Regions from separate parts of the Homo sapiens genome. Here region 1 is linked to region 2. Evidence: chromatin loops called from intact Hi-C (ENCODE). Cell type or tissue: IMR-90. All regions are shown on one strand. Links, peaks and the distances in the headings refer to the core of each region. The heading gives the core; the rest is flanking DNA. Region 1 overlaps LTBP2 (latent transforming growth factor beta binding protein 2). Region 2 overlaps AREL1 (apoptosis resistant E3 ubiquitin protein ligase 1).

Region 1 (5,323 bases), core at 1-5,000, 170 kb after region 2:
AAGGGTACCTGGGCTGGGGGGCTCATGTGCCTCCGTGCCCTGTGCCACCAGAGGACCTCCCTGACCACGACATCCACATGGACATCTGCTGGAAAAAAGTCACCAATGATGTGTGCAGCGAACCCCTGCGTGGGCACCGCACCACCTACACGGAATGCTGCTGCCAGGACGGCGAGGCCTGGAGCCAGCAGTGTGCTCTGTGTCCCCCGAGGAGCTCTGGTGAGGGGGAGCAAAGGGGATACCCTGCAGGGCTGGGCCAGGCCCCAGGGAGGGGGATGCCCTCACCTTGGAACTGGGGATCTAGAAAGAAGGAGCAGAGCAAAGGCCCTGTCTTCCATCCCTGCTGTTTGGGGACAAAGTAGGGCAGGGGAGAGGTGGGGAGAGGAATGTTGCCAGGATCTCCCAGAGGGTACCAGTCCTTGCATGCTCCCAGAGACAAAGCCAGCCAGGCTTTAGCTGGCAGGAGCTAGAACCCAGCTCCTTCTCTCCCTCCTCCCTGACAGAGGTCTATGCTCAGCTGTGCAACGTGGCTCGCATTGAGGCAGAGCGGGAGGCCGGGGTCCACTTCCGGCCAGGCTATGAGTATGGCCCCGGGCCCGATGACCTGCACTACAGCATCTATGGCCCAGATGGGGCCCCCTTCTACAACTACCTGGGCCCCGAGGACACCGTCCCTGAGCCTGCCTTCCCCAACACAGCCGGTCACTCAGCGGACCGCACACCCATCCTTGAGTCTCCTTTGCAGCCCTCAGAACTCCAGCCCCACTACGTGGCCAGCCATCCAGGTCTGTGTTGCTGCAAAACTGGGGAAGAGGTGGGCACCAAAGCTGTTTCACTTCCATCTCCTCCACCTGCTAGTCATATTGCCAGCAGGGTGAGGACTGGGAAGGGGAAAGACACACCAAGCCAGAGGTCCCCGTTCACGGCTCGCTTGAGACAAGTACATACGCCCAGGTCCGACCCTAACAACTCCGTCATAAACTATCACAGGGACACAAAAAGGTACAGGACACTGCCCCTGTCCCAACCTACAAGCTTCCTGTGGGGACTGAGAGAGAGAGAGAAAGCTGTTCACTGCAGTCTTTTTCTCCCTCCACGCCACCTACAGGCTGCAGAATAACCTGCTCTAAGGACACCCAGCATTCACACTTGTGACCTGAAGTGTGGATTAAGGTTTTCTAAGGACTTTAAAGGCCCACCGTGATGACTCGGTTTGTGAATGGTGCGATCCAAACACTCAGGCCTTGGAGTCTAATGAGGAAGTCAAGCCTAGCACTGTGCCATGCACACGGTACCCACCACAGGCAAAGCTACCACATCAGACTAAAACCATACCTCTGGGTAGGGTGTGGCCTTTTCCATGGGGTGGAGGGGTGCTTAGGGAGTGAAGAGGGTTAGGTAGATCTGGTCAATGTTTTGCTTTGTGTTGAGTGAGGCCCCTCTGCTACCAATTGTTCCCCACTTCCCAAAAACACGATGTGAAGGTTTAAACAAAACACCTCACCCCTTCCCCACGCCCAAACCCAAAAACTATGTAGCAACACACTCCTCGACCACCCAAACCCCAGCAGGAGCCGGGCATTGTGGAAGCAGCGAGTCTCAGCCTCCCTGGAGCCCTCATTTGAAGCCCAGAGCACCTCTCCCCATCTAAAATGACACATACTTTTTTTTTCAAGAGTACTGCCTTTTGTTCTAGCATCTTTCCACAAGAATTTTATGATCCTCTCTGCCCCCACCCCCACAGTTCCACAGGGGCACCCTTTGTCCAGAAGGGCGAGGGTCCCAGCATTAGGGAGAGTCTGGACACAGCCCTCAGCCTCCTCCTCTCTCCGATTTCCTCCTCCCAGAGCCCCCAGCCGGCTTCGAAGGGCTTCAGGCGGAGGAGTGCGGCATCCTGAACGGCTGTGAGAATGGCCGCTGTGTGCGCGTGCGGGAGGGCTACACCTGTGACTGTTTTGAGGGCTTCCAGCTGGATGCGGCCCACATGGCCTGCGTAGGTAAGTGCAGAATTCTGATGGAGGAGTCAGGCTGGCCCACTGCCCACAGAGACGCCTGAACTCAGGAAGGCTGGAAGAGCCACTGCTGCCTCCTAGTGGGGCTGTCTGCATCAGGCTGGAAGGGAAGAAAGCGCCAAAGGAAGGTTTAATTATGTGCTTTAGAAAGCCCCTTCCGTGCAGGTTCCCAGACAAAAGACAAGGACAAGAGAGCACGGTCTTGGGCATGGTATGAGCTTGCTGCCCCCTGCTTTGTCCTTGAGTTGCTTGGTTTTGGGAAGTGACTTCAGCCTCTGGCTGTCACACTTAGGGTTTCACTCTAGGGCAGTGGCCAGGGCTTACTAACCAGAGAGGTGGAGGCAGCCAGCAGAGGCACCTGGGCTCCCTACAGCACTCTCCTTTGTTTCCTCTTAGATGTGAATGAGTGTGATGACTTGAACGGGCCTGCTGTGCTCTGTGTCCATGGTTACTGCGAGAACACAGAGGGCTCCTACCGCTGCCACTGCTCCCCGGGATATGTGGCTGAGGCAGGGCCCCCCCACTGCACTGCCAAGGAGTAGCAGTCAGGGGTCAGTGTGGCAACTACCTGGAAATGGCCTCCAGTCACAGGCAGGGGCCTTGAGGATGATTTCCTAGCTGGGAAGACACCGTGACATCAGGCCAGAGGTTTCCAATCAGCCTTGCCTGCTTTCATCTCTCCCAGCTTAGCCTCTGGCTGTAAGCTTCGGTCATTGCCTCCATGCCCTTGCTTGGCTCAAGCACCACCAATCGCTTTAATGCTTCAGCCACCGCATGAGGCCCTGTCCACCACCTTTCCTGGCCTTGCTATGGGATGCTTACCAAAGGATGGCCCTCATCCACCCTCCCAAGCTGTGCGAGCATGCAAGGCCCCATGGCCTCACACTGCAGACACCCCTTTCCAGCCACAATCCACCATCATCCTGACGATCCCACAACTGGGACAGAGGCTACATCTGCCCTAGGGAGGTCCTTCAGAATCTGTGGAGCAAGAAAGGATTTGGGGAAGCTTGGGGACTGACTCCAGAGCCCCCTCCTAAGAACCATCACCACCACTCAGCCAATCTGTTCTGGGCCCTGATTTTGCCACACCTCCATCCTGTAGCCCATTCTCTGACCCCAAGGAGTGGCAGAAGATCCCTTCACTCAGAGAAGCAAGGCTGATATTAGCTTGTTGAATGTAAGAGACACAAATGAAGAAGAACAAAGAGCCTGAGAAAGCAGCAAGAGGACATGATGAAAAATACGTGGAGTTGATGAGAAAGGGGAGCCAAGGCTTTATACGTCTAAAGAAAATATTCAGTAGCTGAATCCGCCCAGTGATAGCCTGTGGGCACCAGCAGCAAGGGCTGCCATGGGATACAGCACCCATCTACAAAGACCTCTATTACATAAACACTGCTTCTTACAGGAAACAAACCTCTTCTGGGATCTCCTTTTGTGAAAACCAGTTTGATGTGCTAAAAGTAAAAAGTCTATTTTCCAGTGTGGTCTTGTTCAGAAGCAGCCAGATTTCCAATGTTGTTTTTCCCCTCCACTCAGAAACCCCTGCCCTTTCCCTTCAGAAAACGATGGCAGGCATTCCTCTGAGTTTACAAGCAGAGACTCACTCCAACCCAAACTAGCTGGGAGTTCAGAACCATGGTGGAATAAAGAAATGTGCATCTGGTCTCTTCTGTTGTTTTTATTTCATATCAGATTAAATTTCTTTACCATGTTGGCTAAGTCTAAATATTAGAGATGAGGCTGTGCCTACTCCCTGGCCAGCTCTGCTGATAGCCTATGATGGGTTCCAATGGGAAATGACTCTTTACTATTAAAAGACAAGGAAAGCTCTGACTTCGTACTTCTCTGATGAATGGCAATGTAAATGAACAAGGCTCCATGTGACTGGAGCATGGAAGTGAATGCTACTTTCTTAATTTAATCTGCCCTGTCCTACCTGCTCCTCTGATTGTTAGCCATCACATAACTTATTGAATGCTTGCCATGTGCCAGGCACTGTGCTGAGTGCCATACATACATTTCATTTAATTATCCAATAATCCTACTTACTATTGTTTATTCTCAATTTACAGGTGAGGAAACTGAGACATAGAAAGCTTAAATAATTTGCTCTAGGTCCCTATACTAATTGAGATGTTTTCAGCAGACAAAAATAAGTCACTCTTACGCATGTAAAAATATTCTTTCACTCATAATAAAAGAAATGCAACTTAAAACCATACTGAGATCCTTTTTAAAACTGTCAGATTGGCAAAGATCAAAAAGCTTGTTAAGACTCCTAGCTGGCAAGCATGTGGGAAATAGGTACTCTCATAACAGCTGACAGAAGTACATATTGAAGAGGACAATATGGCAATGTCCTTCAAAATTATAAAAGCACTAACTCTTTGATCCAGTAGTTTCCACTTCTAGGAACTTAACCTTCAGATATATTTTCACCAGATATAAAATGACATACGTAAGAAGTTATTACTGCATCATTTGTAATAGCTAAAGATTAGAAACAATTAATTGCTATGGAACCCTTAAAAAAGGTGGCTCTAAATTCCTTAAGAAAGATATCCAAAACAAATTAAGGGGAAAAGGGAGGGTTGCATAACAGCATGTAACATAACACTATTTGTCTAAAGAATGGGGAAAGAGAAGCGGTTGTCTGTTCACCTCATCCTTGCCACTCCGCCTTATACCTCACCATCGGAGAACTTACCATCCCCCAAATATATCCTGCTGGCACTACACCTTCGTAACTGCTGTTCCCACTGCCCCCACAACACTCCAATCTCCACCTTCCTGCCAACCTTGAGATATTGTATGCATATATACATATTTCCTTTGTTTAAAATACAAATAGCATACTATGCATGCTGTTCTGCACTTTGCTTTTTTTTTATACTTGCAATTAGAGCTGCCTCATTTCATTTTACAGCTGTATACTATTCCATTGAATGGATAAACCATAATTTATTTAATCAGTCCCTCACTGACAGACGTTTCCATTGTTTCCTGTCTTTTGCTATAAATAATGCTGTAATGAATATTCTTGTGCATATTTCACATTAATTTATGGGATTACATCTGCAGGATAAATTCTTAGAACCAATGGTGGTTTGTGGGGAGGGTGACAGGGTGGATAGGTACAGGATTGGGAGACTTTTCACTGTATCTCCTTTTGTATTTTTTTGAATTTTGTACCATATGTATCACCTATTCAAAAAAAATAAAATATTTTTAAATACAGTTGCTGGCCAAAGATTGCTTAAATGCTCCTTCTCTTTATATATTTATCTGACTATAATTTACAACTA
Region 2 (5,377 bases), core at 291-5,290:
AACAGGAATTAGCAGCAACTCAGAATACTTCAACAGTGATCCTTTGCCTTCAAGACTAAGTTAATAGAGAAGATGTTTGTAACTCTGGCCCAAGCTTGGTCTCCCAGTGTGCTGAAGCTAACTCCTTTTAGAAGCACCACTCTCATATATTAAAATACATTGTTTGTTTGTTGTTAACTTTTCTGGGCTTCTGGAATCTAAACTTTTGCCCAAAGGCTAGAATGTGCCATTTTATAAAAATAGTTTTCTTCTGATCAGTTTGGAGTAGTCATTTATTGCTGTTTAATATATCCTTACTATTGCTATTTAATATATCACCGTATTGCCATTTATTGCTATTTAACATATCACCCTTCTTATATTTTATGTTAGAAGGTCTGTAGTTTTGCTGGTGGTCCTAACTAAAGGCAGTCTCTGTGACTAAAATAATTTTAAATGTTGAAATGTAAATCACTGAAGGGAAAAATAATGAAATGTATTTCTGGTAGGTCCTCATTTGGAGAAAACAAGCCTAACTTATTGTTGTTGGTTGGTACACAGGATAGAGCTGTGGAGGACTTTTACTGGCCTTGAGGGTTTTATAGATTAATTTCTTTGTTTTTCTTTACCAGTTTTCATACCTTGGTCCTGACCCTGTCCATAAGCTGCTCACACTGGTGGTGGATGATGGCATTCAACCTCCTGTGGAGCTCAGCTGTAAGGAGAGGAACATTCTAGCAGCCACTTTTATCCGCTCCCTGCATAAGAACATAGGTGAGGTTACACAGGGATTCTATAGGGAAGGTAGTGAGCCCAGCCACATCCATGAGGGTGGAGAGGCAGGACTACACAGATGGCTTGTAATGAGGCTGTAATGATGGATCTTGCTGTTCCCCAGGAGGCTCTGAGACCTTTCAGGACAAGGTGAACTTTTTCCAGCGAGAGCTTCGGCAGGTACATATGAAAAGACCACATTCCAAAGTCACCCTGAAGGTCAGCAGACATGCCTTGTTGGAATCGGTAGGTAAAATTTCATCTCTGTCAGCAGATACCAAAGTTTTCCAATTGAATGTCTATATTCTGCAGGTTACTGTTTTTGTTTTTGTTTTTGTTTGGGAGATAGGGTCTCACTCTATTGCCCAGGCTGGGGTGCAGAGGTGCGATCATGGCTCACTGCAGCCTCGATCTTCCCGGGCTGTGATCCTCCCAACTCAGCCTCCCAAATAGCTGGGACTATAGGTATGTGTCACCATGCCTGGCTAATTTTTGTATTTTTTGTAAAGATGGGATTTTGCCATATTGCTCCGGCTGGTCTCGAACTCCTGGACTCAAGTGATACACCCGCCTCAGCCTCCCAAAGTGTTGGGATTACAGGCATGAGCTACCATGCCTGATCTGGTTATCTTTTTCATGAAACTTAAATTTCTCTGTTTAAGTAAAGATATAGATATACTTATAAAAGACAGATATACTTATAAAAGACAGATATACTAAATTTCTGAAACCTAAATTTCTCTCTTTACATATGTCTGTTCTTCTATTTGATTCTACTAAATTTGGGGCAGTTTTGTTGGAGGTATGTTATCGAGGGAAGAGCAGTTTACTTACTGGCCTTCAAATCTACTGAATGGGTCCCTTGGAACTCCCATGTAGGGCAGGTGTAAATAGTGATTACAGAAGAAACTTCTTGTTATTGAATCCCTGGAATAGAGCGCTTGTTGAATTAAAAGGAAATGATTTTTGTTGTCACTTTGGTCTGATGGAAAAGGAACACCTGATGTGTGTCTGTCTCCACTGCACAGACACTGGCATAGTTCTTACATTCCCCAGGAATGAGAAGGCTTGGTTCCTGTCCAGAAAGTGTTTGTGATGTTTGGCTCTGGTAGGTGTGACTGGAAACCCGTTTTCTCAGCCATATTCTCCGTGTGGCATGGCTCGCTGTCTGAACCTAGCCTTGTGGATAAATATGTCTAGTGGATAGATCATACTTTGCTGAAAACCAGGATTCCTTGGTTCTTTTGCCTACAGCTTACTGACTTGAGTCATTTTTTACTTCTTTATGCAAGAATGTTTTCATTGCTAAAACAAGGATTGTTTAAAACAAAAGGAAAAGAAAAAAACAACTTCAGCTTTCCAACAAAGTGATGATGTAAAGGCAAATCAGATTATTTTTTAAAACTTTAAATTTGAAGTTATGTGCATTTTAAATGTCAGGTGGTATCATTAAAGCTTGTTTATGAGTAACATATCTCCTTCAGGCAGTCGTAGTTAGTCCAGCAGACAATGGCAGTGCTCTTGTGTTGTCTTTAACATCCAGAGGACACCAGCCAGTGTTCTGACAATTCCCTTCCTTTCACTTCTTTTCAGTCTCTGAAAGCCACTCGGAATTTCTCCATCTCAGATTGGAGCAAGAACTTTGAGGTTGTTTTCCAGGATGAAGAAGGTCAGTTTTGAAATTTTATATTCATCTTTTTGAACTCTCCTCCCCACTCGCACCTTCTCCACAAAAAAAAAAAAAAAAAAAAAAAAGCAACTCTTACCTCCTACTCACTCCCTAAAAAAAAAAACCTAGGTTTTTTTTTCCCCAAGGAAAAGGGAACCATGAGTCAAGAAAAAAAGGGTAGTATTTACTGGCCAGGATGGCATTGAGGAGCTTGTGGTACACAGACATACAGGGACTTGGAGAGAGAGTTCTAAGTGTTTGAACCGTGGTTACCTTGAGAGAAATGTCCATTTCCTGGGATCTCCGACCTCTGGTGTTTCCATACTAGGGGGCTTTTCCTTAGTGATCAGAATACCATTAATCCTACAAAAAGGGGTGGGATTTCTAAAGGACCACAGTTTAGATGAGTCGCAACGGAGAAACACCAGAGTAGTACAATAGAGGGAATGTGGAGAGTATAAAATGATGACTCAATAAACAAAAGTGGTAAGAGGAGGGAGGGCAGAGTCATTTTTTATTTTCATTATGCTTTTCAGCTCTGGACTGGGGAGGGCCTCGCCGGGAATGGTTTGAGCTAATCTGCAAAGCACTATTTGATACCACCAATCAGCTCTTCACCCGGTTCAGTGACAACAACCAAGCATTAGTGAGTTGGTGACGGGTGGGTGGAAAATGTGGATTATGTTATCATGGGTAGACTAACAAGGATTCAAAATTATGAAACTGATCTGGGAACCTGACAACCTGTGTCCTATTCTTAATTTTACTGCTTAAAATATAAGCTAATCAGATTGTCTTTCTCCTCTTTGCCTTTATTATTTCATCTGTAAAATAAGCAAAAATGCAGGCAGCTGAATATTTGACTAAAAACATTATAGTATAATGTCTACTCTACTAATTATTATAATAATTAAGCCTCTTTCTCAAAACATACCTGAAGCAAATGATTCCTGTACTAGATCTTTGTCTAGACAAAGGTGTCAGGAGTAGAGAAGTACACTTTGGCTGAAAGAAGTTCTGGTTTAGGGAAAAGGCATCACATCATCTGCTGATTAACCACAAACTTAATATAAGATTCTTAATTATGTCCACCTTTGCCCTTTATCTTCTAGTCACTTTGAATTACTCAGTGGTGGCTACCAAAAAACTAACATTTGGATGGGCTCTGATCCTCACAGTGACATCTTGTTCCTTTGGCATGGGGTTGGGGAAGGAAGGGTCCTTCCAGAACTGGGCTTGAAGAAAAATGGCCCAGGGCCTTTCAGTCTCTTTCTTGGACAGGTGCATCCCAACCCTAATCGCCCCGCTCATCTGCGCCTGAAAATGTATGAGTTTGCGGGACGGCTCGTGGGCAAGTGTCTCTATGAGTCCTCTCTAGGAGGAGCCTACAAGCAGTTGGTCCGAGCTCGCTTCACCCGCTCTTTCCTGGCCCAAATCATAGGACTGCGTATGCATTACAAGGTAACATCTTGGGTGTGCATTTCCTACTAAGGCCCCTGGCCATTAACCCTGAAATCTCTCCTCCTGGGCTTGTAAATAATTTTTAAGGTTGAAGGGATAAGTGGTTCTAAGCAGTTACACCTTTCAGGGCAAGAGTATTCATGTTCTGTTCTGTGTCTTTCTGCCTCCTCAGTACTTTGAAACAGATGACCCAGAATTCTACAAATCTAAAGTTTGTTTTATCCTCAACAATGACATGAGTGAGATGGAGCTGGTCTTTGCAGAAGAGAAATATAATAAATCAGGTCAATTGGATAAGGTGAGAAAGAGGACAAAGCCTCTGGGTCCTATGTTCTCCAGTTTCCTGTAGAGCAGGACTGTCTAAGAGAACTTTCTGCAGTGGTGGAAATGTTCCATATTTGTGTTGTCTATTAAACACCCAAAATGTGGGTGACATAATAAGTGAACTTCTCATTTTAGTTAATGTATACTTACATAACTACACTTGGCTAGCAGCTGCTGTATTGGACAGCACAGCTTTAGGACATTGCATCCTATGCTTTATGATCTCAGCCCATTTGAGTGAAGCAAAAGACACATATCTCCATCTATCCCACCGAGTCCTGCTTCCAGTTGAAAAATAACTGAATGATGGTGAAGTGTCACTGTACAAGCAGATTTGGAAGAGATGGCAGTGTCTGTGTCAACATTTGCAGTAGTGATGTAGGTGATTCCTATTTTAACACAATGCCTGGGTATTTTTAAACTTTTTGGCTGGGCGCAGTGGCTCATGGCCTGTAATTGCAACACTTTGGGAGGCTGAGGCAGGAGGATGGCTTGAGACCAGGAGTTCAAGACCAGCCTGGGCAACTTTGGCAAGACCCTGTCTTTTAGATTTTAAAAATCTAGCTGGGTATGGTGGCGTGTGCCTGTGGTCCTAGCTACTGGGGTAGTGTGGGAGGAAGTGGGCGCTGAAGCTGGAACATCGCTTGAGCCCAGGAGGTTAAGGCTGCAGTAAGCTGTGATTGCACCACTGCACTCCAGCCTGGGTGACACAGCAAAACCCTATCTCAAAATAATAAAACCAAAACTTTTTATTAGAAAATGATGGCCCAGAGATATTTCCGATGCATGTGCTTCTATTTACATTGTGGTGTTAAACAGCATCAAATGATAATGATGACGCTAAAGTTGCAGTAAATTTAAAGTTAAAAGCAGAATAGGAATGATTGAAAAATTGTGACCATTGGTACCACTATACTGATAATCAGATATCCTTTCTGGAAATTATGGGATTCCCAGCTGTCTGCCTTTGTACACATGGGATTAGACCCAACTTCCTGAGCTGGCATGGTAAGGCAGCTAGAGTCAATAGGACACTGAATTAGGGTCCTCAGACCCAGGGTAGTGCTCATTTTAATTGTGTTTAATATGAATACTAAATCTTAATAATTTATTTCTCAGTCTCCTAGATAGAAATGCTTACATTAAAAAAAAAATCCAGGATTGTGCATA

What was found. Hi-C counts contacts between places; a loop is a spot of excess contacts. Peaks named below come from ENCODE experiments on the same cell type or tissue, not always from the same donor. Only the 100,000 strongest peaks of a DNase experiment are listed, where the experiment ranks them.
Region 1: a loop joins it to region 2, with 13 times the contacts of the local background. A loop is called at or near these places in 1 of 110 quality-filtered maps.

Annotation. Positions count from the first base shown.
Region 1 is chr14:74,498,115-74,503,437 of GRCh38, reverse strand. LTBP2 (latent transforming growth factor beta binding protein 2) reads left to right here. Exons shown (of 36, transcript NM_000428.3): 33 at 52-219; 34 at 504-785; 35 at 1,848-1,997; 36 at 2,409-5,255. The coding sequence ends at 2,554. Among named protein-coding and RNA genes, the nearest start is that of ISCA2, 7.0 kb to the right of the region's middle. RefSeq lists enhancers at 235-929, 2,339-3,334 and a silencer at 2,358-2,652. In IMR-90, for the core only: CTCF peaks have their summits at 1,112 (motif pointing left) and 2,088 (motif pointing left); a DNase peak (open chromatin) is centred at 2,057.
Region 2 is chr14:74,668,453-74,673,829 of GRCh38, reverse strand. AREL1 (apoptosis resistant E3 ubiquitin protein ligase 1) reads left to right here. Exons shown (of 20, transcript NM_001039479.2): 10 at 612-753; 11 at 878-999; 12 at 2,347-2,422; 13 at 2,959-3,068; 14 at 3,704-3,883; 15 at 4,056-4,181. Among named protein-coding and RNA genes, the nearest start is that of AREL1, 42 kb to the left of the region's middle. In IMR-90, for the core only: no CTCF peak of the experiment used is centred there; DNase peaks (open chromatin) are centred at 1,829 and 2,909; H3K27ac peaks cover 711 bases.